Linked DNA regions of Homo sapiens: all the other regions are linked to region 1. A link is a contact called in ENCODE Hi-C or POLR2A ChIA-PET data. All regions are on one chromosome and are shown on one strand. The core of a region is the stretch at or near the end of the contact, and the rest is flanking DNA. Distances in the headings are between cores, read along the strand shown.

Region 1 (4,163 bases), core at 1,061-3,560:
TGGAGAAACTTTTAGTGTGCTGAATAGAAGATCAAACCAGCCATAACTTCCCTTAAGCCAAAGCCTCACCCATAGCAAGGTTACTCTCTTTAATTATATGAAAGCTGAGACAGGTGAGAAAGCTGCAGAAGTTTGAAGCCAGCAGAAGTTGGTTCATGAGGTTTAAGGAGAGAAGCCATCTCCATAAGATAAAAGTGCTAGACAAGGCTAGAGGTAGTGGCTCACACAAGTAATCCCAGCACTTTAGGAGGCCAAAGCAGGTGGATCACTTGAGGCCAGGAGTTTGAGACCAGCCTGGCCAACATAGTGAAACCCTGTCTCTACTAAAAATACAAAAGTTAGCTGGGTGTGGCAGTGCACACCTGTAATCCTAGCTATTTGGGAGGCTGAGGCATGAGAATTGCTTGAGCCTGGGTGACCAAGGTTGCAGTGAGCCATGATTGTGCCACTGCATTCCAACCTGGGCGACACAGCGAGACTCTGTCTCAAAAAAATAAGTAAAATAAAATAAAACTATGTTTTTCATGTGACATGTTATTCATGTGACTGCCCACTCTAGCCCACAATTGCCATAAGGTATCATTACACAGTAAGAGTGATTGGCAGATCTCCACATCAATAGCAGATGGGTTCCCTTCATACTTGTAAAGCTCTCCATGATTCTGCAAGCTTCCTATAATTCATATTTTCTTATACCTGGGTGTTCTATTTGAGAGACTAAATATATGAACAGCAGCCAGACCATATATAAAAACAGAACTCTGACCCACAATCTACAGCAACCTGCTGGGGAAACCAACCCCCTTATCTATAATAAACAGCACAGGAAGCAAGCTTGCTACAAGTCAGACTTGTATAAAGTCAAACTGCTATCTCTAATGATGATCCTGGAGGCCAAACAACAACCCCTGTAGCAATGGGCCCAAATGCCTTAACTAGTATCCTACAGCTTCCTTAACAGCTTCCAACATAGGTCCAACCAAAGAAAGCCAAACACCCACCCCTAAACCAATCACATACCGCATCCTACTACTAGTTAGCCCAGGTACAGCTTCTCCATGCCAACAGCCTCCAATCAAAGAATACCTTGACGGCTTCCCTTTTTTATAAAGCTTTCCTACTCCTCTGCCTGCCTTTGAGTCCTGTCAAATGCAAGTGATGATGGCTGACTCCCTTGCTATAGTAAGCTCTGAATAAATAGCCTATGCTTTTCTCATTTGGTTATTTATTTCCACATATTGGATCTAGTAATTCATGAAATTCCATGAAGAACTAATTTCCAAAACTTTTTTTTTTTTAGACACGGTCTTTCTCTGTTGCCCAGACTGGAGTGCAGTGGCACTATCATGGCTCACAACAGCCTGGACCTCCCAAGCTCGAGAGATTGATTGCCCCCTCCCCCCACTCCCCGCCCCCAACCCTTCAGCCTCTAGGGTAGCTGGGACTACAGGCGCACGCAACTACATCTGGCTAGTTGTGTGTGGGTGCGTGTGTGTAGACAGAGATCTCACAATGTTGCCCCAACCGGTCTCGAACTCCTGGCCTCAAGCGATCCTCCTGCCTTGGCCTCCCAAAGTGCTGACGTTACAAGCATGAGCCACCGCACCTGCCTACAAACGTTTTTAAAAGATACTGGTGTCGGCCAGGCGTGGTGGCTCACACCTGTAATCCCAGCACTTTGGGAGGCTGAGGCGGGCGGATCACGAGGTCGGGAGATCGAGACCATCCTGGCTAACACGATGAAACCCCGTCTCTACTAAAAATAAAAAAATAAAAAAATAAAAAAAAATTAGCCGGGCGTGGTGGCTGGCGCCTGTAGTCCCAGCTACTAGGGAGGCTGAGGCAGGAGAATGGCGTGAACCCGGGAGGCGGAGCTTGCAGTGAGCCGAGATCGCGCCACTGCACTCCAGCCTGGGCAACAGAGCGAGACTCTGTCTCAAAAAAAAAAAAAAAAAGATACTGGTGTTATTTCTAAAACATCCAAAAAGTTCACGTGGAGCATCCTTTTTACTTCATCTTAATAACCTAAATCAATATGCTATAGGTCTCACATTTCCGGAGAAGATCCTCTTCCTGGAATGGACGCGGCCTTCTGCCCACAAGAGCGGTGGCCCTAGTGCCCGAACGCGTGGGCAGATCGCAAACTGCTGCGTCTCCCGCAGCCCCCGCGCGCACCAAGTGGGAACTACAATTCCCGGCGGCCCCGGCGGACTGCGGGCCGCCGGGTCAGACAGCCGACCTCGGCCATAAGCGCCTGCGCAGTCGCGGGGCCGCCGGCCGTGCTGTTCCCGCCAATTCCTGTGGTAATCCTTACCGTGGCGAGTTCCGCGCTCAATGGAGACGTTTGACCCCACCGAGCTGCCCGAGCTGCTTAAACTTTATTACCGGAGGCTCTTTCCCTACTCTCAGTACTATCGCTGGCTCAACTACGGTGGAGGTGATGGAGGCGAGGAATGGGTTCGGGAGCGGAGTGTGAGGAGGTTGGAGGCGGGGTGTCCTTAGAATGACAATATGAAGCGCCTTCTGTGCACCAGGCTTTGTGCCGCGCGCCTTCATTTGCTCTCTCGAGCCCGCCCCACCACTTCATAGGTGTAAATGGGCCGAGAGAGGATATAATAAGCCAGCCTGCGGCCACGCTGTAAAAAAAAAAAAAAAAAAAAAAAAAACAGAGCCGCCGCTCCTACCTCTGCGTGGTCAGGCTCACATTAGGTGCCCCGTTTACCTGCAGCGGTGCCCAGGGGGTTACTGGGGCGTAGCGTGAAGCTGCTGAGGCATGGTTTGCATCAGGAGCGGAAGAGCCTCTCTCAGAGGAAGAGAAATACTTTCTTCCTTGCAGCTGAATTTATTAGTGCGAATCGAGGAGAGAGGGGTGGCATTACATATTTAAAATATTTATGCATCTGTTTCATCTTTTGTACCGTTCCCTAGCAAATACGGAATGGTAACTGCTTTCAAATTAGGGACTAGGTCATGTGGATTTTGTTTTGTTTTTCTTTTACATCTACCACGGTGTTGAGCATAGGGGGCTCATTAAAAACATCTTCTCGGGCCGAGTGCCGTGGCTTACGCCTATAATCCCAGCACTTTGGAAAGCCGAGGAGGACGGATTACCTGAGGTCAGGAATTCGAGACCAGCCTGGCCAACATGGTGAAACCCCGTTTCTACAAAAAATACAAAAATTATCTGGGCATGGTGGGTCGCATGCCTGTAGTCCCAGCTACAGCCTCGGGAGGCTGAGGTGGTAGGATCCCTTGAACCCGGGAGGCGGAGGTTGCAGTGAGCCTTTATCGAGCCACTGCACTCCAGTCTGGGCGACAGAGCAGGAAGCAAGCAAGATTCCCTCACCGAAAAAAAAAACTTCTCATTGGCTAAAATTATAATGCCCTGAGCCAAATAAAGTAGCAAATTAACTTTAAAATGTACATTTATTTTGCAGTGATAAAGAATTACTTTCAACACCGTGAATTTTCATTCACATTGAAAGATGATATTTACATTCGCTACCAATCCTTCAACAACCAGAGTGATCTGGAAAAGGAGATGCAGAAAATGAATCCATACAAGATTGATATAGGCGCAGTATATTCTCACAGAGTAAGAAATCTTTTTTTAATATATTTTGTTGTTTTATTTTGTAAACCAAGAATGGGTTGATTCCTCTTGCGTTTTGAGATTAAATTTTTAGAGTTTATTCTAGATGAAAAGCCACTTTTTAATTGTTTGGCAAGTGATTAATCCTTTTTTGTTCTTTGACGTTCTGCATTACTGATGAAATCATTTGGGAGTGAATTGGTTGCATTTTTACTAGGACAAAAAAAATTGAGTATCTAGCTACTAGGAAGAGGAAGTCGACATGATTTAGGAAAGGGAAATAATTAGCCGGGCGTGGTGGTACGCGCCTGTAATCCCAGCTACTGAGGAGGCTGAGGCAGGAGAATCGCTTGAACCCGGGAGGTGGAGGTTGCAGTGAGCCAAGATCGCGCCATTGCACTCCAGTCTGGGCGACAGAGCGAGACTTGGCCTCAAAAAAAAAAAAAAAGAGGGAAATAAAAGAGAATTACATTCTCTTCCACCATGGAAGTTATTCTTTTTTTCTTTTAATTGTTTATTTTTATTGAGGTCAAATATACATATAAAACTTATTATCTTTACCACGTTTAAG
Region 2 (4,275 bases), core at 1,571-4,070, 410 kb after region 1:
CCTGCACAGGTGGCTGTTTCTTGTCTGTTATGTCAGAGGAACAGTCCTGTTCAGAAAGGGGCTCTTCTGAGCAGAAATGGCTAATAAACTTTGTGCTGATCTGGAAATGTCTCATCTCTGATCCTCTTTATTTCCCTGCTCACAAAGGCTAATGTTCTTAGGGACACCAACAAGCTGCACAGGAATGAAGTCAGAAAATTGTGGCCTCTCTTCCATCCACCCCTCTACATTCCTCTTGTCATATTTCTTCTTCCCTTCCTGTTTGGAGTAGCCCCTCCTGTCCGTTAGACTCTTCTAGGGGTGCTGGGAGCTATATATGCATTGTGGGGGGAGGGATGAGTAGTTATATAACTGTCTCATTGTCACTCAGCTGATTGTTGGCAAAGCCAAAACACAAACCTGTCTGGATTTTTCTGACTTCAAACCCACACTTTTTGATGCTGTGACTATGGAAAAAAAAGGAAAGGAAATAATCACTAGCCACTTCCCCTCATCTTTTCTTTTTTTCAAAGAATTTCAGCTACCCTTGAGTTACCAAACTTCCAAAGGGACTCCAAGGCCGGGCATGGTGGCTCATGCCTGTAATCCCAGCACTTTGGGAGGCCGAGGCAGGTGGATCACCTGAGGTCAGGAGTTCAAGACCAGCCTGACCAACATGGTGAAACCCCATCTCTACTAAAAATACAAAAATTAGCCAGGCGTGGTGGTGCGTGCCTGTAGTCCCAGCTGCTTGGGAGGCTGAGGCAGGAGAATCGCTTCAACGTGGGAGGCGGAGGTTGCAGTGAGCAGAGATCACGCCACTGCACTCCAGCCTGGGCAACAGAATGAGACTCCATCTCAAAAAAAAAAAAAAAAAAAAAAAAAAAAAGGGATTCCAATTGTCCTTTGAGAGGAAAGTCCCATTATTCTAGGATATTTATCTTCATTTCCCTGGAATGCCCTTCCTGCTCAAAGCTGAACTCTGACTTTTGATCCTGCAATGATCAGGACTCCCGTCTTTGATCAGATATACTCTTGGCCAAGAAAGCAGGGAAGGAGACACTGGATCAGGGAGCAAGTGACCCTTAGGTATGATCCCACTTCCTAATCTGGTAATCCCATTCTGCTTGCTCAGCCATATAGGAATTAATACTAAAGAGATCCCAGTTATTCTATACACCAGGGGGTCATGAGAAAATATCATTCTCCACCATAGCCCTTCAGAATAGAAGAAAGGGATGCATATTGTAGTCTCTTGGCCTTATTTTTCCATCGATTTCTCTTTCCCAATTGAGCCTAGAAATTAGACTCATATAGCCACAAAAATAAGACTTTATTGAAAAAAGTACATAATTCAATATAAATACAATAAATAATCCTCCCCAAACTGTCCCCAGGAGGATAAATAATCCCCAAATTTCCCTTCCCATCTAATAAATACTCAACCTTATCATAGGTCAGCATCACATGTCAGTCAGTATTGGTAATTTTCAACATATGCAGGTCCCACTAAAATTAATGGACTAATTAACCTGTTGGCTCACAGGTGCCTGGGGTGGTAGATTTATCTTGGCCTTGCTGGGCCATGGAGATCTGAGTGCCATCCTTGAGCTGCTGCCTTTAGGGACTCAGGGTTGCTGCTCCATGGGCAAAGACCCGGGCGGCTACAGCCACAAAGGCCTGGAGGCTGCGAAGGATTTTGAAGCGGAGAAGGAGACGCTGCCATGGCTGGCTGGGACTGAGGCTTGGAATCTGCTGAGTCTCCCAGTGGTGACCCTCAGGCTGAAAGGACATAGGACACAGTCAGAGAAGACTCTAAACCCTTAACCCCCAACCCTCTGTCTCTGACACCTGCAAGCCCCCATCCTCCACGCCCCTACTTCATACCTGCAGGAGTTGGCTGAGGCCCAGTAGGGAGGCATGAAGCTGGCCCACAGGGCTATCAGGGAGCAGAGAAGGCTCCCCTGTGAAAATATCCGATCCTAGCAGCTTCTCATAAAAAATCAGACCCTGGTGGATCCTTTGCAAGCAGAACTAGGGAGAAAAGAAAGCAATGAAAGAGGACACCCTCTTCCTACTCCATTCACTGAAGACTCACCCAGTTTCTTACTATTTTCAGACACAACTTCTGGTTTACCATGGTACCCAGCCATGTTCTCAGTCCCCTCTCCTTCATTGCCCAGCCACATCCCAGTGGTACCTGACTGTTGTCCCTGAGTCCTTGGGGGTCACAGCCATCTCCACACTGGATATGGGGAACATCATTTGTAGTCTCTTCATCTCCCTCTTCTCTTAGATCCTGGAATGAAGGAAGAGGTGGAAAGAATGAAGAAGTAAGATAGTACTTCTGAAGCCAACCTGGACCCTCAGGCCCATGACTCTCCCAGGAACCCTACTCTCTTGTCCTCTCTTACTCCCTAATGGCCTTCAACCCTCCAGCTTCCACTCAAGGTCACGGTCTTCTGCCACAGCCTTGGAGAGCCTGGACTCCTGTTAGGCTCCAGGGGCTGCCACTCACCATGTGTCCCACTAGTGGATGTGCACTCCAGGCCAGTGTGCAGAGCTTCTGTGAAAGCTGCTGGCACTGAGTCCAGGCAGGGCTGCTGCCCCCAGGCACAGCTCTGCCCTGAGCTGTCCAGGGCAGCAGCAACAGCAGCATTACAGCTCTGCTCCCCAGCATCTTTTTGCCTTCTTCTCAAATCTGGCTGGCTCTGCGCCTTGCACCAGTCCTGGTGGAATCTCTGCCCACTTCCACTTGCTTTGAGCCTGATTCTCTCTGTTCAGCGCGTCTCTGGTTTGGTTCCCTCAGTTGTTCACCGAGTTTGTAAGCTGCTTCCTGTTGTTTTTCTCCCTTTGTCTCTGAGTCTTTTAAGGTCCCTGCATTGTAAGGCCCGCCCTTTATACCAGCAGGTGACTCACAGCAGGTGGGATTCCCCTCCCTGCATCATCCCCCTCTGTGGGGAGCCCAGGTATGCAGCCTCAGTTCCAGGGGAAATGAGTAGTGTGGTTGCTGTGGCTAGAGGCCTGGGATGGGACACATGTGTAATGCTCTCCAGGAATCGAAATAGCTATAGAAGGGGCGGGGATGGGGGGCACAGCGGGGATGGGGTGGGAGGGGTAAGGGAGAACAAATATTTAAATTAATCTGGTCTCAAGTTCCTTCCTGTTTGATCTTTCCCTGATCTTTTTGCCTCTCAAAGCTATACCCCTACCCCACCCCAAACCTAATTTCCTCACTTCCTCCTGCTTGAGGAAAAAGCAAAACAGAGAAACATCCATTCATCTCCCAATAGGATGGTGAGCTGTTTGCAATGAAGTTTGATTCCTACCTGATGCCCCCTATTAGGAATAAACGGGCTTCTTTTTCTCAGTTGGAAACAACATTATTTCAACTGGATGGTCCTGGTTTCATGGGAGAGAATGCGCATGAAGGAACTTGGAGAACTGGGAAGCCAGTATGAGGTCTTATTGCTCCCCATTTCAGGCCTCACAGTGGAGGTTAGAAAGGCTCTTGTGGGAAGAGGGTTATTGACTAAGAACCACCTGACTCCTCAACCCTAGTGGCCCAAGATTTCATAGGCTCTATAAGAGTTGGATGATGTTTTTTTCAGGACTAGTGCAAATAAGGCCTGGAAGTTCAACTTAGACATTCCAGCACCTAGTCCCATGGCCTCATTCTGACGTCATCCAAATTGTTCTGGGACCCTCCACTGGGGTCGGGGCAGTCCCAGCTTTGGACCCCATGGCTAGGAAGCCCAGGAGTTCTGGGTAGTCGAAGGTGCACTGTCAATGACTCTGGCTGGTCCTTCAGCTTGTTGCATCCATGGGTAAAATCCACTGACACCGATTTCATCACCCTCCATGATGCAACATCGAGTGAAACAGCTAAGAGTGTGAGGTTGGGCGTGGGAGTGGAAGGTGGTCCAAAGCCGGGACTGCCCCGACCCCAGTGGAGGGTCCCAGAACAATTTCGAAGACGTCAGAATGAGGCCATCGGTGACCACACAGCTGGCTCCCAAAGCCTCCCCCAAGAGGTTGACCCTTTTCTTCTGAGAAACTTGTCCTGAATGGAGGTCTCCCTTCCCTTAGAGCTATTCAAAACTGCCCAATGACACTTCTGGTTCAAATATTATGATTCTGTAGGTATGAGCTAAGAGAAGAAAAAAAAATATTACGATTCTAAGTTAAATCTACCAAGGGCCGGGTACAGTGGCTCACGCCTGTAATCCCAGTACTTTGGGAGGCCGAGGCAGGCGGATCATGAGGTCAGGAGTTCGAGACCAGCCTGGCCATCAT
Region 3 (4,232 bases), core at 786-3,285, 460 kb before region 1:
TCATATACCCACACCTCCCCGTGCAGTTATACATATTCACACACCCGCAGTGTGTACACATGTAAACACATTCTCACATGCACATAAGCTGGGCTAACCAGCAGATCCACTCTCCCTGTTGACTCCAACACGGAGGCCCCACAGCTGCAGCTCACACACACACACTCAGATAGATCCCATTGCTCATATCCTCACGCTCACTCTCACTCAAGTCTCCACCAGATGTTTCATTCCCCCTCAGGGGGCAAAGGAAATTAAACCAGATCTGTCCACAGGGGAGTTTATTTGCCTGGGAGAGTGGAGATGAGGTGGGAGGAAGTGGAAAGGAGGGGCAAGAGAATGCCATACCTACCACCTCTTGACCCCAGGCCTTCACACATGGGTGGGTGGGTGGTAGGGCACAGACCCCCCCCACTCCTCCAGTTCACTAAGGACAGAGTTGGGCAGCAAGTCCCTAAGAAGCTCCTGCTAGTGGAAGCAGTTTTCATGGAGGGGCTCCTCTGCCTACCGTGCAGCCCCTCAAGGTCACCAGGTGGGGCTGGGAGGGCCAGGGAGCTCTAATGCTAGCTTCACTGGGGCAGCCCCTGCCCTGCTGGGGTTTGCCAAATGTGATTTGGCTGAGCAGGCAGAGGTCCAAGTGTTGGGGGAAGAAATACACCCCTTCTAGACTCTACAGGGGCTGAGGGTACAGAGAATGAGGGTTTGGGGAATGACCTGCCTGCCCCCAAACTAGGTAGGTCACAGTTGGGGGTCAGAAAACAGGGAAGCCATAGGCAGGGGAGGCTGGTAGAAGGAAAATGGGGGACTGGGGCCTGGGCCCCCATTGCGGGCACACACCAGGGGCATAGGCAGATGGCTGCACTGTGAGGCAGGCACTGACACTCACTCATGCAAAGCCAACACCACACACCACACCAGTATACACATGTACCCTCGGCCCCAGTACTGGACCAAGCCTGGCTTCCCTGGACACATGCACACAGGTGCACACGGTGACCCACGCCCTCCACCCAGCACATATGAGCACAGCATGTTCGCAGGTTGAAGCCTCCAAGTCAGGAAGGAGGCAGATCAAGTCTGAGCTCCCTTAGCCTCTGGCTCTTCGCCCGAGAGCCTCAGGGAAAGAGGCCTTGGAGTGGGGTTGGAGGCAGGGAGGGCATGGGAGGAGAGACTCCCCTTCCAGACAGCCTCCCCCTTCAGTGGGGCACGAGAGGGGGGTGTGTCTGTGAGGTCGTGCAGGGGAGATGGTGTCTCCGTGGGAAATGTGATGGGAGGCTGGCTGTAGCCAAGTTCAGCCGTGTCTGCCTGAGTCCGTGTGTGCGTGTGTGCTCGGGCCATGGATGCTCCCGACACAGAGCCCACCTGGCATGGTGACAAGTGCAGAGAAGAGAAATGGGAAGGCGGGGGTGGAGGGGTGGAAGGACAGACAGACAGTGAGGCAGGCGAGCGAGACTGGCGCGGAAAGACGGCAAGGCTGACACCCTGCTGGCTTGTCTGTCTGTCTCGCACTCCCGCTCTGTCTGGCGCACTCGCGGGTCGGGCTTCGTCCCCTCCCCCGCCGCGCCTGAAGTCGGCTGCAAGGGGGACCTCCGCCCGGCACCCTCTCCAAGCCTCAGCCAACTTGCGCTAGGAGAGTGCCCGTCCTGAATCGGGCAGTCTGTCTGTCCGCTTCCCCCGCGCCGCGCAAAGTTGGGACGCTCGGAGCTGGGGGCGGGGCGGGCGCACGGAGCCCCTCGCACACTGGGACCTTCGCGTCCCGGAACCCCGCGCCCGCGCTAGCGCCCCAGCCCTGCCACTCTTACCTTCCTAAGGAGCCACGGGCCAAAGAGCAAGAGGAACCATTCCGGGAGCAGCCGCATCTTCTCTGGCGGCTGAGCGGGGCAGGCTGGGCGGGTCTCGGGCAGGCGGGAGCCAGGCCTAGGGACGCGGGGCTCCGGGCGGGCGGCGGGGCGGCTGCGGGAGCGGCGGGAGCGGCGGGAGCGGCGGGAGCGGCGGCGCGGCCCGCGGACTGGGCGCGAGGCGCGGAGCCGGCGCTGGGGGCGGGGCGCGGGCGGGGGAGAAAGTTGGGTCTGACTCCGCGGGCGGGGGGCGGGGCTCCGCGGCGCTCCAATCCCGGCCGCGCCCCGCGCGCCCCCTCCCGCCCAGCTGGGGGCACCGAAGGTGACTTTCACACCGGCACGCCCCGGACACGCCCCTGGCCCAGGTGCGAAGCGGAGGGGGTCGAGGGGCTCAGGCACTGGTCCCCCGAGAGGCCGCGTCTGTGCGCCCAGGAGGAACGGGGCAGGGCGTGGGGCTCTGGGCTCCGGGCCCGTGCACCTGGAGTGGGGGCGCCGCGGAGCCCAGCCGGACGACGCTCTCCAAGCCCCGGGCCTCTGCCCTGTTCAGGGCCAAGGTGTGTCGGGGCAGGCGCAGGGCAGGGGCCGAGGTGGGGACGGGCGGGGCCTCGGGCGGCTGCCGCCGCGCGATGCTGACGGGGATGGATGGGCGCCCCGCGGCTCATTCGGCCCGGAGATGAGAATCATTGATCACGGACGGAAACCCCATCACGTCTGTCAATAGGGCTGACAAACGGCGCCCTCCGCCCCGTCCCCGCCTCACCGCACCTCTGCGGTCTCAGGACCCCTCGGCTAGACCGGCTGTTCACCTTTGCCCCTGGCCCCCACCACTGACCCCCACGAGGCCCAGTGCGCCTCTGCATGGGGGCTGGGCAGGAAATCCCTCTCAGCGCCGCCTGCCTGGCCTCTTGGTGCAGTCTCTGTTCCTCCCCTCCCGCCGTCCCATCTTTCACCACCAGCTCTTCTAGATCCTTGTCCCCATTCCCTATCTCTGTCCTTGTCTCTGTCCCCAGCCCCAGCTCTCTGCCCCCATCCTCTTCTCTGTTTCTTCCTCGGTTCCCTCCTCCCCACTGCCTCTCTCTCTCCTGCCCGGGTGGTTTCAGCTGTCAGCTGTTGCTATGCACTGAGGCTGTGGCTGAGGTTGTGGTATGACCAACACCTAGACAGAGATAGGGACAAGCAAAGAGACTGAGAGACAGACACATCCCTTGAGAGCCCACCCCAGGGATGCACGCAGATGCCTTCACGGGGACAGGGCACACAGAGCGAAATACAGAGACAGGCGCACACCTAGCGGCACCCCAACACACAGAGGAGCACAGCAACAGAGGTGAGCACACCTGCACCCAGACGAGCACACCCAGACAGTTGCTCAGTGCGCTCACCCTCTCTTTGTCTTGGCAGAGAGCAAACACCCACAGAGGTGGACACACACACTGAGACATACACAGGTGTATGCTGTCACTGGCAGCCCAGAAGACAAGTGGGGGCACATACAAAGAAATGGACAGATAGATATGGGACGTGACAGCCACACACACGAGTCAGGAAAAGGACCGGTGCTGAGAGGACGAGGCAGATTCAGAGACACCCAGGGAGACAGGCAGAAGCCAGGAGGCAGGAACCTGGGTGCCGGGGTGGGGGTGGAGAGGAGAGAGGCAGGAAGGGGCAGAAATGTTCAGGCTCAAGGCCAAAAGGCCTTGAGCCAGAACCCTGAGCCCACGTTCCAGGCACGGGGGCTGCTTCAGTAGTAGGTGGGAACAGTGGGCACACCTAGGCGTAGGCTGTCCAGGACAGAAGCCCATTACCAGGGTCCTGGTCTTCTGGGGGCCGAACCCACTGCATCTCTCCTCCTTTAGCTACAGTCTCAGGCCACCTGTTCTCTCTCCAGTTACACACACACATGTGTGCGCGCTCGCACAAACACAAGTGCAAACACACACATGCACACTACTCGCCCTGTCTCTGGGTCTTTGCCTCTGTCCCCCTGTCTCTCCGCCTCTGGGTTTCTGCCTCTCATTCGGTATCAGCTTCTGTCCCTGGTTCTCAGCCTCTGTCCCTGGTTCTTCCCATCTCTCAGGCCAAGGTGAGGGCTTCCCACCTGCCTCCCGGGTGGGTAGTTTGAGAAACTGCCTCCTGGTGGACCTTCTCCTAGCAGGTCCTGACAGGCGGAGTGGGGGATGCTGACTGGAGGGGTATGCCTTCCAAGCTGCAGCGGGGGTCCCTTGTCGCTCTGCCCAGGATCTTGAGGTGACAGGCAGAGATCAGTGGCTCCCGGGGGGCACCAGATGCACCGATGGCAGAGGGGCAGGGTTGGGGCTGGTGGTGGTGGGAGCAGGCAGGCGCTGGGGCAGGGAGGGGAGCTGGCTGGCAGAGGGTGGAGGGGTGTGGCAAAAT

The links. Hi-C counts contacts between places; a loop is a spot of excess contacts on that map. ChIA-PET counts read pairs that join two places held with the same protein, here RNA polymerase II (POLR2A). Pooled maps may share reads with other maps.
Region 2: a loop to region 1 is called in a pooled map, with 6 times the contacts of the local background. The contact joins the promoter of IL23A here to the promoter of PRIM1 in region 1. A Hi-C loop is called at or near these places in 6 of 50 pooled maps. POLR2A ChIA-PET finds 5 or more read pairs at or near these places in 3 of 52 experiments (WTC11, activated T-cell and activated naive CD4-positive, alpha-beta T cell).
Region 3: a loop to region 1 is called in a pooled map, with 2.9 times the contacts of the local background. The contact joins the promoter of NXPH4 here to the promoter of PRIM1 in region 1. A Hi-C loop is called at or near these places in 1 of 37 single-sample maps with no recorded cell type and 8 of 50 pooled maps. POLR2A ChIA-PET finds 5 or more read pairs at or near these places in 2 of 52 experiments (WTC11 and activated T-cell).

Annotation. Positions count from the first base shown.
Region 1 is chr12:56,750,470-56,754,632 of GRCh38, reverse strand. PRIM1 (DNA primase subunit 1) reads left to right here and starts at 2,310. Exons shown (of 13, transcript NM_000946.3): 1 at 2,310-2,437; 2 at 3,438-3,595. The coding sequence starts at 2,335. RefSeq lists a silencer at 2,374-2,668.
Region 2 is chr12:56,337,429-56,341,703 of GRCh38, reverse strand. IL23A (interleukin 23 subunit alpha) reads right to left here and starts at 2,820. Exons shown (of 4, transcript NM_016584.3): 1 at 2,498-2,820; 2 at 2,180-2,278; 3 at 1,867-2,013; 4 at 1,294-1,761. The coding sequence starts at 2,659. The coding sequence ends at 1,600. It overlaps STAT2 (signal transducer and activator of transcription 2), which reads left to right. Exons shown (of 24, transcript NM_005419.4): 24 at 1-107. RefSeq lists enhancers at 1,873-2,042, 2,530-2,829, 2,308-3,507, 4,085-4,275 and a silencer at 2,525-2,819.
Region 3 is chr12:57,214,597-57,218,828 of GRCh38, reverse strand. It overlaps NXPH4 (neurexophilin 4), which reads right to left and starts at 2,035. Exons shown (of 2, transcript NM_007224.4): 1 at 1,803-2,035. The coding sequence starts at 1,859. RefSeq lists enhancers at 775-1,381, 1,382-1,990, 2,138-2,637, 3,635-4,157 and a silencer at 2,013-2,472.